2 separate regions of the Homo sapiens genome follow, and region 2 is linked to region 1. Evidence: chromatin contacts called from ENCODE Hi-C or POLR2A ChIA-PET data. All regions are on one chromosome and are shown on one strand. Each heading gives the region's core, a stretch centred on a gene start or an enhancer-like site at or near the end of the contact. The rest is flanking DNA. Distances are from core to core; before and after follow the strand shown. Region 1 overlaps LOC107984635 (a long non-coding RNA gene). Region 2 has its middle 13 kb from the start of FOXN3-AS2.

Region 1 (3,191 bases), core at 218-2,717:
CTTAAAATGAAGCCCAGGTCTTCAGAAAGAATATTCATATGCACATGTTGGATAAATGACAACAATGCACAAAGGCAAAATAAAAGTACAAAGCTTTTTCCACTCTTTGAGAGGTTTTTGATTTGCTTCCAAATTTCCTTTGGTTCTGGTGGAAACAGGTTGCTTCAAAACCTTACCATACAGAACCTGCTTCCAGTGGTCATGATTCCAGTTTGAAGGATTTTCCTTCAAACTTACAATCTTAAGGCAATCAAAGAAGAAATGTTTCATTTAGGCTTTTTCAGCACAGATAAACACAGCAGCAGGTTGCTGAAAACCCACCACATTGCTGCAGACTACTTTCGGTTTCCTGTTTAATATTAAATAAAGAATTTTAGCTCTTCTGTTTTTATAAACTGTGCTATTTGCTACTACTGTCACTACTAAAAGCATTATGACTGGGTGGATAAGTAGTCCTATGATTTTCAAGCCTTCTTTTTTCTTTAATCTTAGTATCTATTTTGAAGACATCGCGAGAGTTAAGAGTCTCAAATCTGTTTAATTGATTTTTTTATTTTTAAAAGGCCCAAATAAGTACTTCCGTTAGCTCTTAGATCTCTGAACATTATGTATTTTTAAACCACTTTGAATACTTTGAAAAGGGCCACAGAAAACACTCATATTCAAATACCACCAGACGGAGGTTCTGCCTAACCAAAAGTAAAAGCAGAAAAGTTTAAAGCTGAATTGTGCCCTGCACACACCTTGAGATTGTAGGGGTGAAATGAATGGTCTTGGGCCGGGGATCTTGCTAAAGGCATGATAAATCATGCGTTGCAGGCAAATTAAGACCCAGGCTCTAACTTGAACCTCAGACTGTGCCAAACTCCATCTCCATTTAAGGAAAATGGTTTTCTCAGTTTCTTGCACATGACCTAAAGGCTTGTCCAGTCATTTCCGTTGTCTGAAATGCAAAGCAATCTTTCTTTTTTAAGTAGAGAAAGAAGAGTCCTGAAATATTTATAGGAAAGTGCTTCACTACCTACTGACAGCAATGTGGTTGGTCTCTACGTGTTTAGCACATTTTTTTTTGTTTGCTTGTTTCTTTGAGACAGAGTCTCTCTCTCTCTCCCAGGCTGGATGGAGTGCAGTGTTGTGATTTCAGCTCACTGCAACTTCTTCAGCTTCACTTGAACCGGGTTCAAGTGATTCTCCTGCCTTAGCCTCCCAAGTAACTGGGATGACAGGCGCCCACCACCACACCCGGCTAATTTTTGTATTTTTGGTAGAGACAGGGTTTCACCATGTTGGCCAGGCCGGTCTTGAACTCCTGACCTCAGGTGATCCACCCGCCTCGGCCTCCCAAAGTGCTGGGATTACAGGCATGGGCCACTGCGCCTGGCCAGCATGTTTTTTATCCATGTTTCTGTAGCTAGTCAAAAGCCATTCTTTTGACCCTCTGTGCAAGAGTTCTTGCAGCTGTTTGTTTTTGTTTTTTTATTTTGTTTCGATATGTTTTATTTTTTTAGAGCAGTTTAAGGTTCACAGCAAACTTGAGTGGGAGGTACAGAGATTTCTCATTATCCACTGCCCCAACACAAGCATAGTGCTGTGGTTGTTGTTTTGAGAAAGAATTTCACTCCTGTTGCCCAGGCTGGAGTGCAATGGCACAATCTTGGCTCACTGCAACCTCCACCTCCTGGGTTCAAGCAATTCTCCTGCCTCAGCCTCCCGAGTAGCTTGGATTACAGGCGCCCGCCACCACGTCCAGCTAATTTTTGTATTTTTAGTACAGACGGGGTTTCACCATGTTGGTCAGGCTGGTCTCAAACTCCTGACCTCAGGTGATCCGCCTGCCTCGGCCTCCCAAAGTGCTGGGATTACAGGCGTGAGCCACCACGCCCGGCTGTGTTGTTGCTTTTTTATAATCAAACAATATGTGATGTAAAAACCCAATTCCAACCAAAGAAATAGGAAAATCATAAAGAACATCGCATTGCAGTCTCTGCTGCTCCACAACTCGCCACTAACTGGATCCCTGTCACCTCTCTGTGGAAGGGTATAAAGGAAATATTGGTTTGAAACTAAGCCAAATGTCCCATCTTTTCCTAGCAATGTGTCTTGCAGGCAGACTCCACCTCTCCATTTATGGGTGGGAGACCTGGAATGTCCAGTGACGGCCCTAACACCACCCTGCTCCTAATTTTCCTAGGAAGGACCAAAGGTGATGTCAATTTTGCCTTGAGGACATTCAAGGCGCTTGAACAACAGGAGTCAAAACAATGAACACCAAGTACCCAATGACTGCGATCCAAAGGATTATAAAACATGCATAACAACAAAAGCTTCCTGCAGGCCAGGCACCGTGCCAAGAGCTTTACCTGCATTATTTATTCCATCTTTCCACCACCCTTACAGGATAGGTGCTGTCATCCTCATTTACAGATGAGGACACCAAGGCTTCAAGAAGCTCACTCATTTGCCAGAAGTGAAATGCAAACTTAAAGATCCCCATGTCCCTCTGGCCTGCACAGCCCCACCGCCTTGACCACTGCTCTCACCTGTCTATTGCTATTCTCCAAGATCTCATTTCCAAGATCACAGAATGTAACTTTCTGCTGGTCATCTCTACCTCTTAGGCTTCTTCTTCACAGTTTTGGGGTTTTTGGGAGGGAGTTTTTGTTTTGTTTTGTGGCATTGGTTTGGTTTGAGTTTTGCATAGCATTCTTCATTTTCTTTTTCTTTATTTAGAGATGGGGCAGAGGGGTCTCACTATATTGCCCAGGTCGGTCTCAAACTCCTGGGCTCAAGCGATTCTCCTGCCTTGACCTCCCAAACTCCTGGGATTACAGGCGTGAGCCAACGAGCACCTGGCCTGCATAGCATTTTTCAAGGGCTACTAATCATAGTCACCCTTTCTACCCTCACCATTACCTACAAATGCTCACATAGAAACAGACACATTTGGCTGGGCACAGTGGCTCACACCTGTAATCCTTTGGGAGGCCGAGGCGGGGTGAGTCACCTGAGGTCAGGAGTTTGAGACCAGCCTGGCCAACATGGCGAAACCCTGTCTCTACTAAAAATACAAAAATTGCTGGGCACGGTGGCTCACACCTGTAATCCCAGCACTTTGGGAGGCCAAGGTGGGCAGATCACAACGTCAGGAGTTCAAGACCAACCTGGCCAATCTGGTGAAACCCCATCTCTAC
Region 2 (3,284 bases), core at 646-3,145, 160 kb after region 1:
TGGGAGAAGCAACATTTATCTCCGGGGAAAAAAGCTCAGGCATCAGGCCGGGCACAGTGGCTCATGCCTGTAATCCAAGCACTTTGGGAGGCAGAGGCGGGCAGATCACTTGAGGTCAGCAGTTTGAGACCAGCCTGGACGATATGGGGAAACCTCGTCTCTACTAAAATACAAAAATTAGCCAGGTGTGGTGGCATGTGCCTGTAATCCCAGCTTTCAGGAGGCTGAGGCAGGAAAACTGCTTGAACCTGGTAGGCAGAGGTTGCAGTGAGCTGAGACCACACCACTGCACTCCAGCCTGGGTGAAAGAGTAAGACTCTGTCTCAGAAAAAAAAAAAAAAAAAAAAAAGCCCAGGAATCATAATTTTGGGTAAATTAACAGATAGAGCAATGGGCATATGGGGGCTTTTTTGTTTTAGCATCTGATATAGTTTGGATCTGTGTCCCCTCTAAATCTCATGTCAAATTGTAATCCCCAGTGTTGGAGATGGAGCCTGGTGGGAGGTGACTGGATCATGGGGATGGATTTCTCATGAAAGGTTTAGCACCATCCTCTTGGTGCAATCTTCACAATAGTGACTTCTCGCAAGACCTGGTCATTTGTAAGTGTGTGGCACCTCCTCCCTCTCTCTCTTGCTCCTGCTCAGGCCATGTGACATGCCTGCTCCCCCTTTGCCTTCTGCCATGACTGTACATTTCCTGAAGCCTCCCCAGAAACCAAGCAGACGCCAGCATCATGCTTCCTGTACAGCCTACAGAACCGTGAGCCAATTAAACTTCTTTTCTTATAAATTACCCGGTCTCAGGTATTTATAGCAATGCAAGAATCACCTAATATAGGACAAAAAAAGCCCAGGAATCGTGACTTGGGTAAAGTAAAAATTCAGCAATGGGTGTTTGTCAGCTTTTCTGTTTCAGCATCCAGCAACTTAACAACCATCAACACCGCCCGATAGCACCAAGATAAAGGACAATTCAGGGAGTGCTCTAGGCTAACATCATGTTACGTAGAGAGCTCACTAATGGCCAGGTTAAATTCAGGAACAGGTCAGACAACCAGCAATCCTCCACAGATATCACCATGCCCAACCAAATACTGGAAAGGTGTTGGGTAGCAGTATATTTGTGGTTAAACTCCTGGTCAGTACCTGGATGGTAGCTCTCCTATATAGCTAGTTAAGTATGAAGATATGTGATTTAAGACATAGCAGGGGTAGGGCTGCTGTCTTCATGAAGAAGGATTTGGCAAAGATGGAAACCCAAGGCGTTAGATACCCAGGGGCAAAGCCAACGCTCCTCTGAAAAACAATGATTTTGGGACACTTTAATACCCAGACAACTGGGCCATCTAGTTCCCATGACTGAAATACTTCTAGCCTGGAATTTTGTGAAACCTAATCAAACACACATCTTTTAAAGGGTGTACAATGTCTAGCTTCTCACCATGCAACTTCTTAGTGTGCCCTCAAAGATTAACTAGTTGCAAAACATATGCCACAAATCTAGTGACTTGCTGTATGGTATTATTAACTATAAACCAAGTCAAGGTCGGGAAACATCTACCAAAAAAAAATTAAATATTTGAACTGCAGTCATTTTTTTTTCTGATAATAATTAACCAGCACAGCTGTTTACCATGTGCACTCCCAGATCATGAGACCAAAACACTCTTGCCCTTGTATGAGATGATGTGTTTTCCTAATATCTAGAAAAGACACACCCTTCTCTCCAGACCACTACCCAGACTTACAAAAGCATTTCAGATTTACCTACAGGTGTGAGTCACTTAAAAACACAATAAACTTGTCAGAACCTTTAATAACTTCCACAAAATCAAATCATTGATAAAAGTCAAATCAGTCTCATTTTGAAAAATCTCAAGATGGCAGAAGGCACCACCAGTTCCTTGAGCCTGGTCGTGGTAGTCCTCACAATTTGAGAATCCCACAGCCCATGCCAGGCCTCAGAAACATTTCCTATTCCCTGCTTCGACTGCATAAGGGGAAGAAGAAGAAAAAGCACACCCAGCCGAGGTCTATAGGCGAACAGTTGCGGCCGCACCATGCAGCATGAATCTGAAATGCTGTGAAGGCAGCCCAGGACTGGAAGTTGGATGCTTTCTACCCTGAAACCACCTAGCAACAGTCAAGATGCAGCTTCTTAAAATCAGCCATGAGAATGAATTGGGGGCGGGGGGGCGGGGGGTGCCTATTCCTAGTGATTTTTATTTTCCATAATAAGCAAATTCTGAGAAGGGCTGTGTGGTTGTATTCACATCACAAAGCTCCAAAGGCTATTTTAAGAGCACCCTGTTTCTGCTTAGGAGAGGAAGAGAAACTCAGCCCCTTCAGGCACCTCAGAGCTGTCCCAACTTCCCCTCCTGACTCCTCCTTTCTGAACAGTTTGGAAACAAGGCAGCTTGGCCAAAGAGGGCAGCAGTGCTTGGCACAGGGGAGGGACTGATGCCGGGCAGGCCCCAGGTTTCCTGGGCATCTAAGCAGCCGAAAGGAGAAGGAACCTACTAAGAGTTGGATATGGCACCAAGTCGATGTTACCATTTGAATCTACCCACCTGCCAATGACACACAATAGAGAACATTTTTTTTTTAAGCTCAAAAATGGAAAAAGGGCAGAGTATTTCAATGATTATGGAGATGGGCAAACCAATCAATGAATGATTCTTAAGCCTTCATGTTTGCCCTGTAAGCAAACTGAAGACGTGCAAGTCATCCTTTTGGCCCTGGGAGAGTTAACGTTAACCCACAGGGACAATGAGAAAGGGAGAGGAGACCCAGCAGATGAGAAAGATGGAGTAATTTCTGGAAGACTGAGGGTATATGGAAGAGTGACAGATGAACTCAGGCAGAAGGAGGAAAGCTGACACTCAAAAATTCCGGCAGAGGGGAGAACGGAGCAGAATCAAATGCATTCACCCCACTGAATCCTAAGAAGGCTCAGGAATCAGAGGCATCAGATACGGAGAAAGTGGGGATGACGTGTGGGAATTTAGTTAGACTAGTTGGGGCTCAGGAAACAATACAACAAAGTGGATGCTTCAGAAGTAGCCCCAGAAGCAAAGTCCCTCTCTGACTTTCTCCTGCTCTCCTGTCTCTCACCCCCTCATTTGCCCTCGAGGCAAGCCATAGAAACTAGAATTCCTCTTCCCCAAAGAAGGACATAGAAACCAGAACCCCTCTCCCCGAGAGTCAGCCGTAAAACCTAGAAATACATCTCTAACCTTCCCCTCCATCCCCACCTTTCTGTGCAAGAAATTCTCTGATTTA

The links. A loop is a pair of places that touch in the nucleus more often than their neighbours do. ChIA-PET counts read pairs that join two places held with the same protein, here RNA polymerase II (POLR2A). Pooled maps may share reads with other maps.
Region 2: a loop to region 1 is called in a pooled map, with 7 times the contacts of the local background. The contact joins two enhancer-like sites. A Hi-C loop is called at or near these places in 2 of 37 single-sample maps with no recorded cell type and 8 of 50 pooled maps. POLR2A ChIA-PET finds 5 or more read pairs at or near these places in 5 of 52 experiments (B cell, CD4-positive, alpha-beta memory T cell, activated B cell and 2 more).

What each region holds. Positions count from the first base shown.
Region 1 is chr14:89,430,128-89,433,318 of GRCh38, forward strand. LOC107984635 (a long non-coding RNA gene) reads left to right here. Exons shown (of 2, transcript XR_001751025.2): 2 at 1-945. It also overlaps a transcript of FOXN3 not described here. Among named protein-coding and RNA genes, the nearest start is that of FOXN3-AS1, 14 kb to the left of the region's middle. RefSeq lists an enhancer at 1,986-2,539. Within about 2 kb of position 1,468, at least 2 of the 41 ENCODE cell types and tissues checked have a DNase peak (open chromatin) inside an H3K27ac peak, as active enhancers do; they include B cell, where a contact is called at or near this core.
Region 2 is chr14:89,587,541-89,590,824 of GRCh38, forward strand. It overlaps a transcript of FOXN3 not described here. Among named protein-coding and RNA genes, the nearest start is that of FOXN3-AS2, 13 kb to the left of the region's middle. Within about 2 kb of position 1,896, at least 6 of the 41 ENCODE cell types and tissues checked have a DNase peak (open chromatin) inside an H3K27ac peak, as active enhancers do; they include B cell, where a contact is called at or near this core.